2 separate regions of the Homo sapiens genome follow, and region 2 is linked to region 1. The links are chromatin loops, found by intact Hi-C in ENCODE. Cell type or tissue: endothelial cell of umbilical vein. All regions are shown on one strand. Links, peaks and the distances in the headings refer to the core of each region. The heading gives the core; the rest is flanking DNA. Region 1 has its middle 120 kb from the start of LINC02817. Region 2 overlaps LOC105372932 (a long non-coding RNA gene).

The links. Peaks named below come from ENCODE experiments on the same cell type or tissue, not always from the same donor. Only the 100,000 strongest peaks of a DNase experiment are listed, where the experiment ranks them.
Region 2: it touches region 1 in a loop (9-fold over the local background); 2 of 110 quality-filtered maps call a loop at or near these places.

The regions. Positions count from the first base shown.
Region 1 is chr1:221,213,949-221,222,488 of GRCh38, reverse strand. No RefSeq gene overlaps it. Among named protein-coding and RNA genes, the nearest start is that of LINC02817, 120 kb to the left of the region's middle. In endothelial cell of umbilical vein, for the core only: no CTCF peak of the experiment used is centred there; a DNase peak (open chromatin) is centred at 5,258; H3K27ac peaks cover 462 bases.
Region 2 is chr1:221,390,330-221,398,869 of GRCh38, reverse strand. All of the region lies in intron 3 of LOC105372932 (a long non-coding RNA gene), which reads right to left. Among named protein-coding and RNA genes, the nearest start is that of LINC02817, 58 kb to the right of the region's middle. In endothelial cell of umbilical vein, for the core only: no CTCF peak of the experiment used is centred there; DNase peaks (open chromatin) are centred at 4,569 and 6,279; H3K27ac peaks cover 1,696 bases.

The DNA of each region.
Region 1 (8,540 bases), core at 376-8,375:
GGAGTAATGAAAATGTATGTTATTTTAAGAGAGGTTGACTCCATGGGATGTATGCATTTGACAGATTTACCCGAGAGTGCGTTTAATAATCTGTAGTTTTATTGTATGCAAATTTTATCCCAATTTTTAAAAACCGTACTTGCCTTGAGAAAAAGTAAGTCAGATAATATTATCCTTTGGTTCCAAATTCTCAAATGTCTTTCCATCTCAAAGCCAAAGCCTAACTTCTTACAATAGTCTCAAGGCCCTACACATTCTGCTTCCCCACTGAACCTCATCTTCTCCCTATTGCTCACTCTGCAGTTGCAGTGGCTTTTGCTTAGATTCTTGAACATCCAAGCATGTTTCTGGCACTCTCCCAAAGCCTTTACCCTGCTCTGTTTCTCTTGATAGTACTTGTCACCTTTGGACATAGATTAATTATTTGTTTATAATTAATATTTCACAAAGTAAGTGTAAGGTATTTTAGTTTGTTCATATATAAATCTCCAGAGACTAGGGTAATGCCTGGTGCAGAATAGCTGCTCAAAAATTTAAAAAATTTCTGGTGATGAAAATGTATTTTATCTTAACAGAGGTGTTGATTACATGGGATGTATTCATTTGTTGAATGAAAAATTTACATGAATTTTACATTTTCCATGAAAAAGATGTTGTGTTTTCTTTATTCTCAAAGGGCCCTTTTAGTTCAAGAGGTCTAACGTAAATTGTATTACTGAGTGGACTTCTGTCTATATAAAACTATGTGTCTATGGCTAATTGTATTACTGAGTGGACTTCTGTCTATATAAAACTATGTGTCTATGGCTAAGGCTCCCAAATTCCCTGTGTTTTTACCAGGGGGAGTTTAATTGTGTTAGGGTAAGGAACACCAAGGAGATAAAATATTTAATGTCCCAAGGGGCTATATGGGAAGAAGAGGGTCGGAATATATTGGCACTAATTGACAACTTTAGGAAGTAAACTTTACATTATAAAAATGGAAGGCAAGTTAGCATAACTTTAACTGGATGGAAAAAGAACTCACCTTGAATCAAGGTAGTCAGAGTGCATCTAATCAGTCCCCAAACAATAGCTGGAATTACTTCAAGAAAAATTCTGCTTGCTTTATAGTGATGATTTCTTCATATTGTCTCCTAACCATGTCTTAAGAAAAAGAAAATGCCATGTTCTCTAAGAGAAAGGCCCTTTTATACAGAAAGAAAGAGAGAGGATAGACAGCCACTACATGGAAAGTCAGGTACTCAAGCCTTTGGTGAAAATAGGAGTGTTTACCAAGGCAGTAACCAACCCCAAAGTGACCATGATATCTTCCAATTTCATGAGAAAAAGGCTTCATTTAGACTTTCCAAGTGGAATAAATGGCATCTCGAGCCTTTGCATCATTGCACAAATAATGAGAATTGACTCTGGCCATGGTAACCAGGAAAAATATTTATTGGAGGAATAATGGATGGCTCTCAAATCAACATGAAAACTGAAGACGCCAATTCATAAAGTGGATAGGAATCAAGGAAGGTCACGCAATCCAAAACAGTTGAGATCACAGCACTGAAACAGTCTGGTCAAAATGTCACCAGCTCTGGGCTGGGCGCGGTGGCTCACGCCTGTAATCCCAGCACTTTGGGAGGCCGAGGCGGGCAGATCACAAGGTCAGGAGATTGAGACCATCCTGGTTAACATGGTGAAACCCCGTCTCTACTAAAAATACAAAAAATTAGCCGGGCATGGTGGCGGGCGCCTGTAGTCCCAGCTACTCGGGAGGCTGAGGCAGGAGAATGGCGTGAACTGGGGAGGCGGAGCTTGCAGTGAGCCGGAGCTTGCAGTGAGCCGAGATCGCGCCACTGCACTCCAGCCTGGGCGACAGACCGAGACTCCTTCTCGGGGGTGGGAAAAAAATTCACCAGCTCTGGACACGTGTTTTTGCTTTCCCTGTCACCACAGCCACCCTAGACGCTAGTGAACCCCACTTCAGGACTCTCAGCAGTGCTGACTTTACTATCATAAACAGCTCCCCACCTACCCCTCAGGCTTTGCATCACTCTCTCAGGTTGCAAAGTCCTGGGTGAGATCCTGAATACGACTGACCAAGGGTGGGCCACATGTACATACTGAGGTCAGGAGGAAGGAAAAGGAAATACCTGCTTTCCTTATCTTCCTAGTGGAAAACAGGGTCCTGCTATCTCACCTGTTTGGGGATTCTTCCCAAATAAGAATATTCAGATTCTAGATAGTCAGGTCTATTATAATCTGTCCCTTTGACTGCTTTACCTCCTCATAAATACTTTCTCCTAAACTTGCACTTCCAAAAATATTTCTATACTGTATAGGTAGCCTGTCTCATGCAACCAAAAACATCCTCACTCTTTCCTCAAACAGAGAAAATACAAAGTTCTTTTTCACTCCATTGAGTTTCAGCCCAAATTCTCTGGCCATTGCCCATTCTTTCTGATACAATCTCATCTTTAATTTCTAAAACTGAAAACTACATGGTAAGTATAGCCACCACCAACACGTTCTATACACAATAGGCATTTCTACAGTTAGACATATGACCATAGCTAGTATTTTCAGCTTTTCCCTTATGCCATTCCATGTCTCTCTGCCTCAGCTAGTTAGCACCCAGTAGGGAAACCAGTTAGCACCCAGTAGGGAAAATATTCAGCCTTTAGAAATCTGAGCACTTGTTGTTCCTGCTTGTATAAACTTGCAATAGTCTTTTGTTCACATTTACCACTCAAAATAATGGTACAAGAGGTGTACTATGGTCCTTCCTTTCCTTCTTTTTAGTAGTCATGATCCGTCAACCCAGCAAAACTCCACCTTCCTCTTTTTATTATTTTCCAGCAACATGAGAACCTTTGAATGTCCAAGTGGTTATTCCAGCATCCAGTTTTATAGAAGTATTACAATACCACTCAGTGGAAGCAATTCTCCTTTGGACACTAAAATAACTTAATCAAAAGAGCCCTGGGACAGAATGCAAATTTCTTTTTTTTTTTTTTTTTTTTGAGACAGAGTTTCACTCTTGTCGCCCAGGCTGGAGTGCAGTGGCGCGATCTCGGCTAACTGCAAACTCTGCCTCCCGGGTTCAAGCGATTCTCCTGCCTCAGCCTCCCAAGTAGCTGGAATTACAGGCGCCTGCAACCACGTCCAGCTAATTTTTGTATTTTTGGTAGAGACGGGGTTTCACCATGTTGGCCAGTCTGGTCTTGAACTCCTGGCCTCAGATGATGCTCCCACCTCGGCCTCTCAAAGTGCTGGGATTATAGGCGTGAGCCACCACACCCGGCCCAGGATGCAAAATTTTAATAGTGGATAATTAGATATAATTTTGACTGGTGGCCTTATATTTTTTTCCCAAGGCTTCTCAATCTGTGTATCCCAGAATAGGAAGAAAGAGTGCCATTTATTCACAGCTAAATGAAAGTAAATGCTTTATCCTAAAGAACAGCACCTAAATGTGCAAGATGTTGTCTGCCAGCTGGCAGCCAGGGGTACCATATCTAAGTCTTCAATAGACCATTCTGTTTTTCCATAAGGTCATTTGCTTCTGGCTAGACCAGTAAATTCTATGGTAATTAGCCCATTGTCTTATTTCTTTCTCAGTAAAGTAAGTTCCTTACTCATAAAGGATCTACTTACAATTTTAATTTTATTATGGGTCAGCTTGTTTAAATTATTTCAAAAGTTTATTTGCATGACATTACCCTTATATTATGAGTCACCTTCAATTTTATTTCAAGAATTTGGAAAATAAATGTCAAGAAAATAATATGATTATAAAACATAAGAATGTAGAATGAGACTTCCATTGTGATGTTTACGAATTTGAGTTCTTAAACATGATGAAAGTGTTAGTAGAAGCACAGTAGAGCAGTGATGGTAAACTTATATATAGAATAGCTATCTATTCCAGTGAGGGTAATTTCTGCCCCTACCACGATGGAAGGGTTCAATATAATTGGCTTCTACCAGGTAGTTGATTGGAACTCTTTGATACAGTGTCATACTGGTTGTCAGACCTGGCTGCTACTCCTGATCAATTAGGAATTCAGCTGAGTCACTAGGCAGGTCACCATGATGAGAGAAAGTCCTTGTCATTAGGCTCCTGCATAGCCTTCATCCCTGCCACCATGGCTGCTCTGGAGTCCATTGGTCTAGCACCAGGGAAAGATTCTGATGGACATCTCTAGGAACAACAACAAAAAGTCATTTTTTCATCTTAATTATTTAAAGTTTTCCCCACAGTGGGAACCTTTGGGGGATCATGCAGATGAAGCACAAATATTCTCATACATTGGGTTCATTCTTCCCTAATCTTCCCCATCACCAATTCTCCAATATTATTCCTTCCAAGCCTCTGACTGTCTGGCCAAACCATTAGCCACTGTCCAGGAATTGGATCTAGATCATTGTCTTAGGCAATCTTTCCTGGATAATTAGATGTACCATTAAACATCTGTTCCCAGGAGAACTTAATATCCTCAATTGTGCTTTGGGACCACCCTTGAGTGTTGTTAATGCACTACAGCAATTTACAACCAAGAAAATTAACGGGCTCATTGCCATATGCTAGAGAGGAGAATCTGCCTAGCCACAGGGAGAACACTGAATCTCTCCAGGACCCAGCAGGGAGTGGGACTAGGATGGGGCCTGGGTGTTGCATGGGCCTGGGATTCCTATAACTGCATTTGAAGGAAGCCTGGACTGGCTACCAGTGTTGTGGCTCACATTCCCTTTGGTTCTGCTGTGCTCCACTGTCACTGGAAAACCCCATCAAGCTGCCAACACACTTGGGAGGTGTACCCACCACTCCTCATCCCAGGTCTACCCTCCAATACAAACAGAGGTTGTCAAAATACATCCTGCCTCTGTGGTGGGCAGAAATCTGGAGAAATTCAGAGGAAAATAATGCTTTGGAAATGGTTTTATTTCTGAGAACTTTAATTTCCAAAACTCCCCCCAGTAACCACATTTTCTTGGAGTTCAAGATCAGAGATAGACTACCCTGGTGGCCTTTTAACCTGAATTAACCCACTAGCCCAGTTGGTGCCCCCACCTTGTTTAACTCTGTGATGTAGCTTATAAAAAGATGTGGCCTCCAGTCTGTCAAATACTGCACATTCCACAGTTCTTGCACAGGCCACTTCCTTCCCTATGGAGTCACTGCCTGACTTTTCCAAAGCTGATATTAATATCACAGACCATTATAATATAGTTATTTTCATGGAAGGCAGGGAGGAAGTCACGTGGCATTAATTGGTCCCACGGGGTCCTGAAAGTCTCCATTTAGCATGTTGTTTTTACTCACATAAGGAGCAATGAAGTGGAAACAGTGAGGAAGTCACTGTGATTGTATTAAATGAGTATTTTTTTCTAGAACTTGTTTGCTTAATGAGTCATTATTTCTTTTTTAATTGTATGAACACAGGTAGGTGCTAGGTCAAAGGTACACGTGCATCTTCTTAAATGCACACACACAGACACACACAAACACGTATCTCTAGGCCACTGTGAGTTTGCCTTATTTTAACCTCTATTGTGATGTCAATTTATTGAAGGGCTGGGGCACAGAGAAGCTAACGAAGGTTCTATGAGTTTTGTAGTTTAGGAAAAAGGTATCAAAAGCTCCCGGTTATAAAAAGATATAGATGGCATCCTCTTCAAATTACTAAACCAAGTGAGTTTTGTATCAAAATGTTGATATCACCACAATTCACTACTTCGTGTTTGCTTCATAAATTTTACTTTTAAAAAGCTCATCACATACATCATTTTTGACCTTGATAATGGGCCTTTGAGGTAGGCTGGGTCCGAATTATTATTCTATTTCTCAAACTAAGAATTGATGTCAGAGAGGTGCATTTACTTTTTAATGATCATGTGACTAATAAGTGGTGGTCTGAAAAACCCAAGGGGACCCAAGAAATGAAGGTGTGACTCCCAAGAGAACTTGCCATGGCATAGAGGACTTCATAAGGTGTATAAGTGGACATAGCAAATCTTAGTGAGCCTGGGCTGCTATAAAGTTCTGCAAGCCCTCTTCCCCCACCCCCTCCCAACCCCCCCAGGTAACTGCATGCACTAACTCTGTGTTCTTAGGAATGTCTTCACCAACGGTAGTGATGAAATTCTATTTTCCCATCAACAATTCACATGAAAATGGACATGAAAGCAGGTTGATGATGAGAAGCCTTCTTGAAACATTTTCCATTTGAAGGTGCTGACATTAGGATACTTCTTAGGTTTCTTTGGCATAAAAAATAATTCTTTTGACAAAGACATGCCAGAAAAAACAACTACTAAATATTCTTCAAAGTGGTAGGGGTCATGGAAAGTAAATTCTACTTCTCTTGAAGATTCTGAAATAAGAAAAATAAGATTCTGATAAGAAAAAATATGTATATTTTTTCCCAATCAGGGAGAACTTCAGTGTGGTTCACCCTGAAGGCTGGATATTAATGTAAACAAACTTTCATAATTTTTTTTACACTACCAATAAAATTTCATTCTCATGGTCAATAGGTCATTCAGGCAGGTAATAAACAAGTGTATGTTGGCTTAATTTACTTAAATCAAGTAAGTAAATTAAGTGTTGACTTAATTTAGATCAAGGCACTAAAATACTTTTTTTTTTTTTTTTTTAGACGGAGTCTTGCTCCATCACCCAGGCTGGAGCGCAATGGCGTGATCTTGGCTCACTGCAACCTCCACCTCCCAGGTTCAAATAATTCTCCTGCCTCAGCCTCCCAAGTAGCTGGGATTACAGGTGCCCACCACCATGCCCAGCTAATTTTTATATATCTATTTTTTTATTAGAGATGGGGCTTCGCCATGCTGGCCAGGCTAGTCTCAAACTCCTGACTTCAGGTGATCCACCCGCCTCAGCCTCCCAAAGTGTCAGGATTACAGGCATGAGCCACCGCACACAGCCTAAAATACTATTTAATTCACAAATGATCCATTCACTTCAGAACAAACAAATAAATGAAAATAGCTCCATAACCACAGATGTGACAACTCCTCCTGGGGCACTGTCACCCAATCTTTACTCAAATGAATGCATGCATTCCCACCAGAATACAGGATGTGGGGACGCGTGGCTCCATTCACATTAGTGCCATTCTCAGAAGCATGACTAGGTGGGTGGCTCCTACAGATGACGTTTAACTGCCTTCATCTTCACAGAGGACAGCAATCACCTCATTGAGCTTTATAGCTTACAGAGGCTAAAAACCACTCTACGGAGGAAATCCAGGATTTCCAGTGGTACTACAGGAGATGAAGCTGTACACAGGCTACTGAGGACTGAAGGACAACTTACTTAGGATTCGGAATGACTACCCAGCTTGTGAGTGGACTAAGGCCTTTGATTCTCCTGCTTCTTCTCCTCCCTCCTTGATCTTTTAATTGCTCATAAAAACTCTATGAGGTCAGCAGAGCAAGATGCAAAGAATGTGTCCAAATAGTCCATTTGGTTTCTTTTGAGTCAATCGAGTTAAAGTGTTTTAAGAGAAGATCAAATCTATTGGCTAACAAGAGGACCAGAGGTCATGTGTGGATTTTGATTGTCCATACCATGCGTGTCCAAACCAGAATGAGACTCACAGAAGCAGAGAATAAGGAGCTATGAGAGAAGGAATAGAATTGTTTTTCAGCTTTACACATTTGAGAGATGCAGAAACCGATGCCCAGAGAGCATAACGGACTTGGTCAACGTCACAGAACTTGTTTAAAGTAGGATAAAAAAGCACGAAGTCATTTAATATTTGATAACTAGCATCAAGTATGTTATATTGAATATATATATTTATATTAAATAATAAAAAGTTTCATCTAAGGCTCTATTTTTAAATAACAGTTGTTTTCCATTATAGATCTGCAAAGACAATTTTATAAGTCATCTGTTAATAATATGTTATTTCAAAGCAAACTATCCATCAGGCAATCATAAAGTATGCTAGGAGGTGGCATGGCTTTTGTTTCACAGAAGAAAACAGAGTGAGATATATTTGATGACTGAAGCATAGAAGTTCCTTTGAGCCATTAGCCAACCTGCTACTGTTCCCGCAAAGATATCTTAAAGGACTGCACAAAGTGAGCACAACTGTTCCTCCTGGGAGGTAGAAAGCAGGAGGGGACAGGCAGGGAAATATGAAAAATGAATCTTTCCATCCCCTCATTTGCTTGTCACTGTACACACTCTCATGAGACATAAGACACACTCTTATGTCTGGAAGGTGTGATTTCAAATTTTACACAACCTGAAAGAAGGAAAGGTTCTCTGTCGACACTGGAGAGGTAATAGGGCTTGGCATGGGGAGAGATGAAATTCGAGTTACACTTGGGACAACTTTAATTTCAATTTATAATAAAACTCTATTACAAGGCTATACTACAGATAGTCAGTAGAAGACTCAACTCAAGAGCAGAGAGGGCTCTGGAGAAATGTAGTAGACATGGAAAATGACTTTTGCATGGGAGAAAGAATACAGAGAAGAGGAAAAAATAAAGCCTCCAGCAGTAAACCAGGTCTT
Region 2 (8,540 bases), core at 103-8,102, 180 kb before region 1:
TTGGGAGTTTGATTATTAAATGCTTTGAGATAGGCTTCTTTGAATTAAATCTGCTTGGTGTTCTATAACCTTCTTGGTTATAACCTACTTGGATATTGATATCTTTCTCTAGGTTTGTGAAGTTCTCTGTTATTATCCCTTTGAATACACTTTCTACCCTATCTCTTTCTCTACCTTCTCTTTGAGACCAATAACTCTTAGATTTCCTCTTTTGAGGCTATATTCTAGATCCTGTAGGCATGTTTTATTGTTTCTCTTTTTTTTCTTTTGTCTTTTCTGATTGTGTATTTTCAAACAGCCTGTCTTCAACCTCACTAATTCTTCCTTCTACTTGATTGATTCTGCTAAAGGACTGTGATTCATCCTTCAGTATGCCAACTGCATTTTTCAGTTCCAAAATTTCTGCTTGGTTCTTAATTATTTCAATCTCCTTGTTAAATTTACCTGATATAATTCTGAACTCCTTCTCTGTGTTATCTTGAATTACTTTGAGTTTCCTCGAAGTAGCTATTTTGAATTCTCTGTCTGAAAGGTCATGTATCTCTGTGTCTCCAGGATTGGTCCCTGGTGCCTTATTTAGTTCATTTGGTGAGATCATGTTTTCAGTTGGATGATGTTGATGCTTGTGGAAGTTTGTCAGTGTCTGGGCATTGAGGAATTAGGTATTTATTATAGTCTTCACTGTCTGGGTTTATTTGTAGTCATCCTTCTTGGGAAGGCTTTCCAGATATTTGAAAGGGCTTGAATATTGTGATCTAAGCTGTATCTGCTTTAGGAGGCACCCCAAACTTAGTAACACTATGGTTCTCACAGACTCATAGACGTACTGTCTTGATGGTCTTGGACCGGATCTGGAAGAATTCTCTGGATTGCCAGGCAGATTCCTCTTCCCTTACTTTCTCTCAAACATACAGAATCTATCTGTCTCTGTTCTGAGCCACCTAAAGCTGCAAGTAGAATAACACAAGCATCCCTGTGGCCCCCACCACTATGACTGCACCAGGTCAGACCTGAAGCCAGCACAGCATTAGGTCTCAGCCAAGGTCTGCTGTAACCACTTCCTGCCTGCTGTTCACTCAAGGCCCTGGGGCTCTACAATTCACTCAAGGCCCTGGGGCTCTACAATTGGCAGGTGTCAAAGTCAGCCAGGCCTGTGTCCTTCCCTTCAGGGCAGCAAGGTCCCCCCACTCGCCTCCGAGTGGGTCCAGAAGTACTGTCTGGGCGTCAGAAACTAGAGTCAAAAACCTTAGAAGTTTACCTGGTGTTTTATTTTATTGCAACTGAGCTGGCACCAAACCACAAGACACAGTCCTTCCCACTCTTCCCTTCCCTTCAAAGGCAGAAGAGCCTCACCCCACAGCCACTGCCAGCCCAGGCCACGAGGAGTTCTGCCAGACTACTGTTGATGTTCCCTTAAGACCCAAGGTTTCTTAAATCAGCTTGTCATGAATGCTACCTGGCCTGTGACTCACCCTTCAGGTCAGTGGACTTCCCTCTGGCCCAGGGCAGGACCAGAAATGCCATCTAAGAGTTAAGTCCTGGAATCAGGGACTCCAAGAGCCCATTTGGTGCTCTACTGCTCTGTGGCTATGCTGGTACCTAAGGTGCAAGACAAAGTCCCCTTTACTTTCCCGCCTGCTTTTCTCAAGCCAAAGGAATTTTTCCCCATAGCCACCACAGCTTGGAATGTGCTGAGTCTCACCTAAAGCCAGCAAGTCTCAGAGGCTCACTCAAGGCTCTCGACGTAGTACCTGAGTATCACTTCTTCTTATTCAGGGCCCAAGGGCTCTTCAGTCAGCAGATGATAAATGCTGCCAGGACTGGGTCTTTTCCTTCAAGGCAGCGGGTTTCCTTCTGGCCCAGGGTGTCTCTAGAAATGTCACCTGGGATCTAGGGCCTGGAAAAGAAGCCTCACAACTCTGACCAGTGCTCTATGCTACTGTGGCTGAATTGGTATTCTAGATGCAAAACAAAGTCCTCCCCACTCTTCCCTCTCCTCTCCTCAAGCAGAAGGAGTGGGTCTTTTTTGGAGCCTCCAGCTGTGCCACCTGGGGTTATGGGATGGATGATACCAGCACTCCCTTGGCTGCCCCAGCTGGCCTCTCAGTATGTTGTGTGCCCCCACTCCAGTCCACTGTCTGTAGGCCTGGTTCAGCACTATGAGTCATCTAAGATTGGTGGCCCTTGTGGCCTAGACTGCCTTTCAAGTTTACTTGAAGACACAGAGTGCTGTAGCCCTTGATGGTGAGGTTTGAAGGTACTCAAGTTTGAACTGCTGGGATCAGTGATTCCCTTCATCCTAGGGCTCCTTTAAATGCTCCCTTCGTGGGTGGGCATCCGCTGAGTTTGGTGAATTTGATCAGCTGTTTTTCTTTCTCCTCTAACAGGACAGTATGAGTTTAGTGCCTCACAACTGCTGTGTTCTCCCTCTCCCAGCACCTAGAGAAGCTCTCTGCATCACACCTCTGCTGCCAGGGTGGGGTAGGGGTGGCATCAGCCATTCAGGAGTGTATTTTCTATTTATTCAGCACCTCTTTCAGTGATACGAAGTCATAACCAGGTACTGTGAGTGTTCACCTGATTTTTGGTTTGTATGAAGGTGTTTTTTTCTGTGTAGATAGTTGTTAACTTGGTGTCTTTGGTGGGGATGTGGGGAGGGAAAGCAATCAGTGGAGCTTTGTATTCTACCATCTTACTCCACCTCTCCTATGTATGTTTTCTTTTGTTGCCCATGCTTTTGGTATGAGTGTGGTAAGATATGGTGGTTTTATGGGGAAGAGATGGACAAGGAGGAAGGGATATAGCATGTCAAAACACCAGGCAAATTCAAATTTTACAGTAGTCATTTTCATTTCAATATGTGCCTTAGTTTCTCTCATGGGTCATAGGGAACTGTCCATTGGTTGCCTCCCTACACAGGGGAGATCTTCTGCCTCCCGGGGCCTCTTCAGAGCTCTCTCTCTTCCCTTTCTCTCTGTCTCTCTCTGTCTCTCTGTCTCTCTGTCCCTCTCTCTCTCATTACATTCCAAAACACTTCCTTTCCTAGGCAGACAAGTTTAGCCATTTTTCTTGGAAGCCTTGACTATTGCCCACAGAGCATTCAATCCCCAGGGGCTCAGAAACTTATATTTACAAATGAAGAGAATTCCCTCCCTAAGAGAAATTGTGACGACTATTAAGATAATAAGTTTCCACATCCTTAAAGAGGACAAAATTGGGGCAAGGGAGAAGGCCAGAGAAAGACATCTTTGTTTTGGATATTGCAGCAGGATAGTAACATGCTGGAGGTCCGCAATGGCACAAAGATCACAGGAGAAGCATCCATGCCAGATTTGGAGGGTATTCTAGTCATCTGCATGGAAAAATATCTCTCCACACTTGCCACCAGAAAACAACAGCCATTTATTTGCTTACAATTCAGACAGAGCACAGTGGGGATAGCTCATCTCTACTCCGCAATTTCCAGGCATGAGCTAGGATGGCTGACCAGTAACAGCTGGCTGGGACAATTTAACAGAAGCCATATGGGTAAGTTCTCATTATTCTCTGACTTCTTTGGTTCTCCTCCATGTGGTGCTTCCTTCAGCTAGCTTGTGCTTCCTCACAATATGGTGATTCCAAGGGAGCGGAACTTATATGTCAGCTGATTTTTCAGAGATATAACATGTAACCTGCTAGTCTTCTTTAGGTTTGAGCTCAGGATTCTTAAAACATAATTCTTGTTTCATAGAAAACCACAAGAGGGGAGCAAATAGATTCTACCACTTGAGGGAGCGGGGGTTCTTCATAAAATGGAAGTAACATGGAAAAAGGCTTCAGGTAGACACTTCTGATTATAAAGGAGGAATGTCCCAGAATGGGAATCAGGAAGAAGCTTTCTTTCCAAGTTGCATCCAGTCTTCCACACTTAAATTCTTAAACTTTCATTCCTCAGTAGATACAAGACACATTCAATTCTCTTTTTGAGTCCTGAACCACCAGCAAACATCACCTTACCTGAAAGCATTGTGGCAATTGTTCTTATTCTCTCCAGTATCGTGTTGTCTCTGGTGCTGGGGACATCAGGCATTCCACTGTGGGTTCTGAAAATCTGGGGTGAGCTTTATTCATTTTGGCCTCAGCTCAGATTTTTTGGAAAAGTGTTCCTCAAGATCATGGACAGAACCAAGGGTTCCACTGTGGAAAACCTACACTGGGGATTTTCATTGTTCTCTTTAAATGTCTAAGCTGTTTCTTCAGATCTGTGACAGCTGCCAGCCAGGATGAGGGATGGAGCTCATGAGGTGGGATGTTTTTCCCTGTTTCATTGTGCTTTATTGTACATAACAAAGGATCTAGCCAGCTGCTGTGTGGAAGAGAGTAAGATGCTCAGAAAGCCCTCTTTCTTGGTCTGTTATGCGATTCTGAGAAAGGAAGCTCAGGCAAGATCAATACATCCTCCGTGTGGACGTCAAATGGCTTGTGACATTGGTTCTTCAGGGCTGTTTTTTTAAGGATATTCCAGTCTTATGAGTTTGACATGAATTTGGCTTGATGCCCTGACAGAATGCAATGTAGGCATAATTTGATCTTCCTGTAATTGTCTATTTAACTTGGCAATCCAGACTAATTTTTTCCTGTGAAGTGAGCCCAAGACGTCACTAGGACAGTGGTTGGGTTAATTAATGAGGCATAATAATGTGCATAATAAAAGTTTATGATGCGGGTTCTCTTCCCACTATTTTCCTCTCCTTCACATAGAGAATTTCTGGTCCCACTGGAATCTGTGAGTCACGGTTTGTTAAAGGAGTTTTTTCTTGTAAACAACAGTAAGGAGAAAATAATAACTTGAGAACCATCTGTTTGATTGAGTCCTTGACTTTTTTTTTTGTTACCATTTCCCCCCATTGCATGTTAAAGGAAGTAAATAGGAAAAAAAAATTCTAATTATATTACTGTTTACTGATTATTGGATAACTTTTGTTGTATTTATTTTAAATACCATTCTGATCCACACCCAAAGCCTTAATCATCTTTCTGCTTACTGCTCCTTCCTACTCTCTCTTCTTTTTCTTTTTAATATGGAACTAATTACTTTAAACACTATTCTCAAGCTTGTTCAAATCCTTACCGCTCAGTGGCACCAGGGATAGATGTGGGGATAATAGCTTTCTTTGGTATCAACAGTGACTTGGGGAAAAGAAGTGTTCTTACAAGCGCCAATGGCAACATCAGAGGACACAAGGCATAAAAGATGGCTTTAAGTCTTAGCAGTTTCACCTGGTATGGCTGAGTTTGCAGAAATCATTAAACATTCTTTTCTTATCTGAAACCGTAGATTCAACAACTTCAATTCTATAAGTAGTTAAGCACGAATAATGTATGCAGCAAGGACTGAGCTAGACCTGGACTTGATAATATGCATATTAACTTTGCCTATCATAAGGAATCAAGTGATAAGATCCAGTGAGAGAAAGTAGATGAAAGTTCTCTGTAGACTACAAAGCACTGCCTAAGTCTGAGATATTATTGACACTTTTATCACAGTAAAGCATCTGATAGTTGAATTCACCCACTTACGATTTCAGGGCCAGTTGGTTACCTTATCATCTGGAGTTCAGCAAGGAAATAATAGTGTACCAAGCAAAGCTTGATGTTTGCATTTCTATGCCTAATCCTTTCCCTGAGTGGAGAAATGGTGCCTCTATGTTAGGATCCCCCACGGATGCCATTTTGCTGCTGTCAATGAGCACATGATCTACTTCAGTTGAAAATTCCTTGACTTCACCACTCCAAAATTTTTCTAAAAACTAGTGCCATTCTTGAGCAAAGTCAAATTTTGTTGAAAACAACTTTTGTTAAAAAGAAAGCATAGGCCAGGTGCAGTGGCTCATGCCTGTAATCCCAACATTTTGGAAGGCCGAGGCGGATGGATCACGAGGTCAGGAGATTGAGACCATCCTGGCTAACACAGTGAAACTCCTTCTCTACTAAAAATACAAAAAATTAGCTGGGTGTGGTGGCACGTGCCTGTAGTCCCAGCTACTCAAGAGGCTGAGGCAGGAGAATCTCTTGAACCCAGGAGGTGGAGGTTGCAGTGAGACGAGATTGCACAACTCCACTCCAGCCTGGGCAATGGAGTGAGACTTCATTTCACAAAAAAAAAAAAAACAAAACCCTAAACACTGTGATCAACCTGGCACACTGTCACATTCCTGCTCTTGGCTCTCATTGCTACCAATGTTTGGAAGTTGAAATCTTATTAGAACAAAAGTTTTGGATCAAAATTGTGCATTCCATGTGAGTCATAGGTGATGAAGTCATAATCCAACTTCTAGCTTGCCCAACTTCTTGAAACTAGGCATATCAGGAAACAACAGTATTCATAAAAGGAAAGATTTAACCTGCCCTGCTCCTCACCCTCATCAATTAAGTCACTTTTATACATATGAATAGTAACACTATTAGCTGTTATCCTCTCATAGATCCATTTCCAATTTGGGAGGAGTTATGACAAATGTTTATATTGCTGCTTCCAAATAACCTTAGAAATACTCTCTGCACATAGTATTTGTAAATTATGGTTAATTGAAAAGAATTTATTTTGAGAATTAGTCAAGGAGTTAGAACTATCAAAGAAGAAAAAGTGGATGTCACTAAAAAATATCACCTGGAGAATGAAAAATTAGGGCTTAGTATCACTGTTCTAACTCAAAGTGCAGAGATGCTAATACACCAATAAAGACAGTGCCCATCTTCTAAAAGTTTACCATTTTAGACAACAGCAATCTGCATAAATATATGAAGGAAGTTGCTGGGGCTCCAAAAATAATACCCCAAAATGAAAGCCTCAGAAGCAAAAGTTTTTCTCTGACCTTCTCCTGCCCCCCTAACTCTCAGTCCCATTCTCTCCCAAGGTGAGAATCTGTAGAAACTAGAGAATTCTTTAGAAACTAGAAGCCCTCTTCTCTAAGGCAGGTCATAGAAACCAGAACCTCTTTTCCACAAAGCCAGCCATAAAACCTAAAAATATTGCTCTAACTTTCCCTCTATCTTTCTGCGTAAAAATTGACCATAAAGAAATTACCTGGGCTAACATTTTTGACTGTAGGTCATAAGATCCTCATTCCAGAGAGGCTTCTGCCCTATATCCAGAAGGAAGGAATGCATGCTCAGAGAGGCCAAGCAGAATCTAGACAGGCCTTGCTGGGTTTCCTCAGTCCATCTATTAGCATTACATCATACCCTTTTTTTCCATTCATATTTCTACATAGCTGTCTGCGGAATTTTGTTGAACCTAAGCATAAAAATGGACAATTTCCTCTGTATCTTTGGGTCTTCATCTAAAGGCTCCCATATATACACCTTAATCTGTATGCCTTTACTCTGATTCCTCTGCCTTTTGCAAGTTGACTTTTCAGCGAACCTTCAGAGGACGAAGGCGAACGTTCTTCCTTGGCCCCTACAAATCCAAAACTAATACAACAAGCATAGCTTAAACATTTAGGACAAATTTTGGCAGTGATGTGAGACAGGAAGAAAAAGATAGAAAGAGAGAGAGTTGGAATTGTGAACTGTTTAAGGAAATTACAGTTTGAGGCCCAGAAGGAGTCAAAGGTATATCAACTTCTAATCATTCAAAAAGGCATTTGAGGCATGATTTAATCAGTCTAGCTTTTTTTTCCCCATTGATGTCACAAAATTGGGCAAAACCATCCTGTTGGAGAAAACTTCAGTGTATAATTCAGTAGTCCAAATAAGTACTGAACACAAATTATTCAAAATAGAAGACAGTGAAAGCTAAATGCCATGTAAGTGGCTGCGCTGGATTAATCAAGGAAGGTTTTTAATGGAAGTAGTATTTGATGTGGGCCTGGGAGTCACTTTTCTAGGGCCATTTCCTTTATCTACTCTTTAAAATTTTTCTCTTCCTTGACTTGCTTCTATAACAAAAGTCCTAGCTATGCTTCCAGGAAAGAACTCAGTCCTTGAGATAGAACTGTCCTCTTTGTGACCTTGCTGGGGGTCCTATACAGATGGTTTCTCATGCACACAGCCTGTCCTCACAACACTCTCAGACCCCTCCCTGTCTTCTGCACTGGAGCCACATTCCCTTCTTTTATCTCCTTGGCCCTTTGAAGCCCTGGCCTCTCACATCAGCTCTGGATTCAGCTACATGTCCACTACTGTGGTGAACAACTACCCTTCCTTGTATCTACCCTCATCATACTCTCACCGTTGCACTCCCCTCTGCTAAGAGACCCCCTACCACTAGTATCTTCCTAATGGATCCACATCAGATAGTGTAGACTCAATCAAATCCTTATAGTCAGGGAAGAGTATTGATCCTTATCAGATGCACATGTGATCATTCTGTTATTAAATAATTTTTTCTGGAGCACTCACCATGCACTGGGCTCTGTTTTACTTATTAATAAGAGAAACAAAGCCCCCGCCTTTATGGAGATCATATATGAATAAGGGAAACATAATAAACAAGTAAACTCAAAATAAATCATTTTAAAAATTTATAATTAATTTTTAAAACTGCTAATATATCA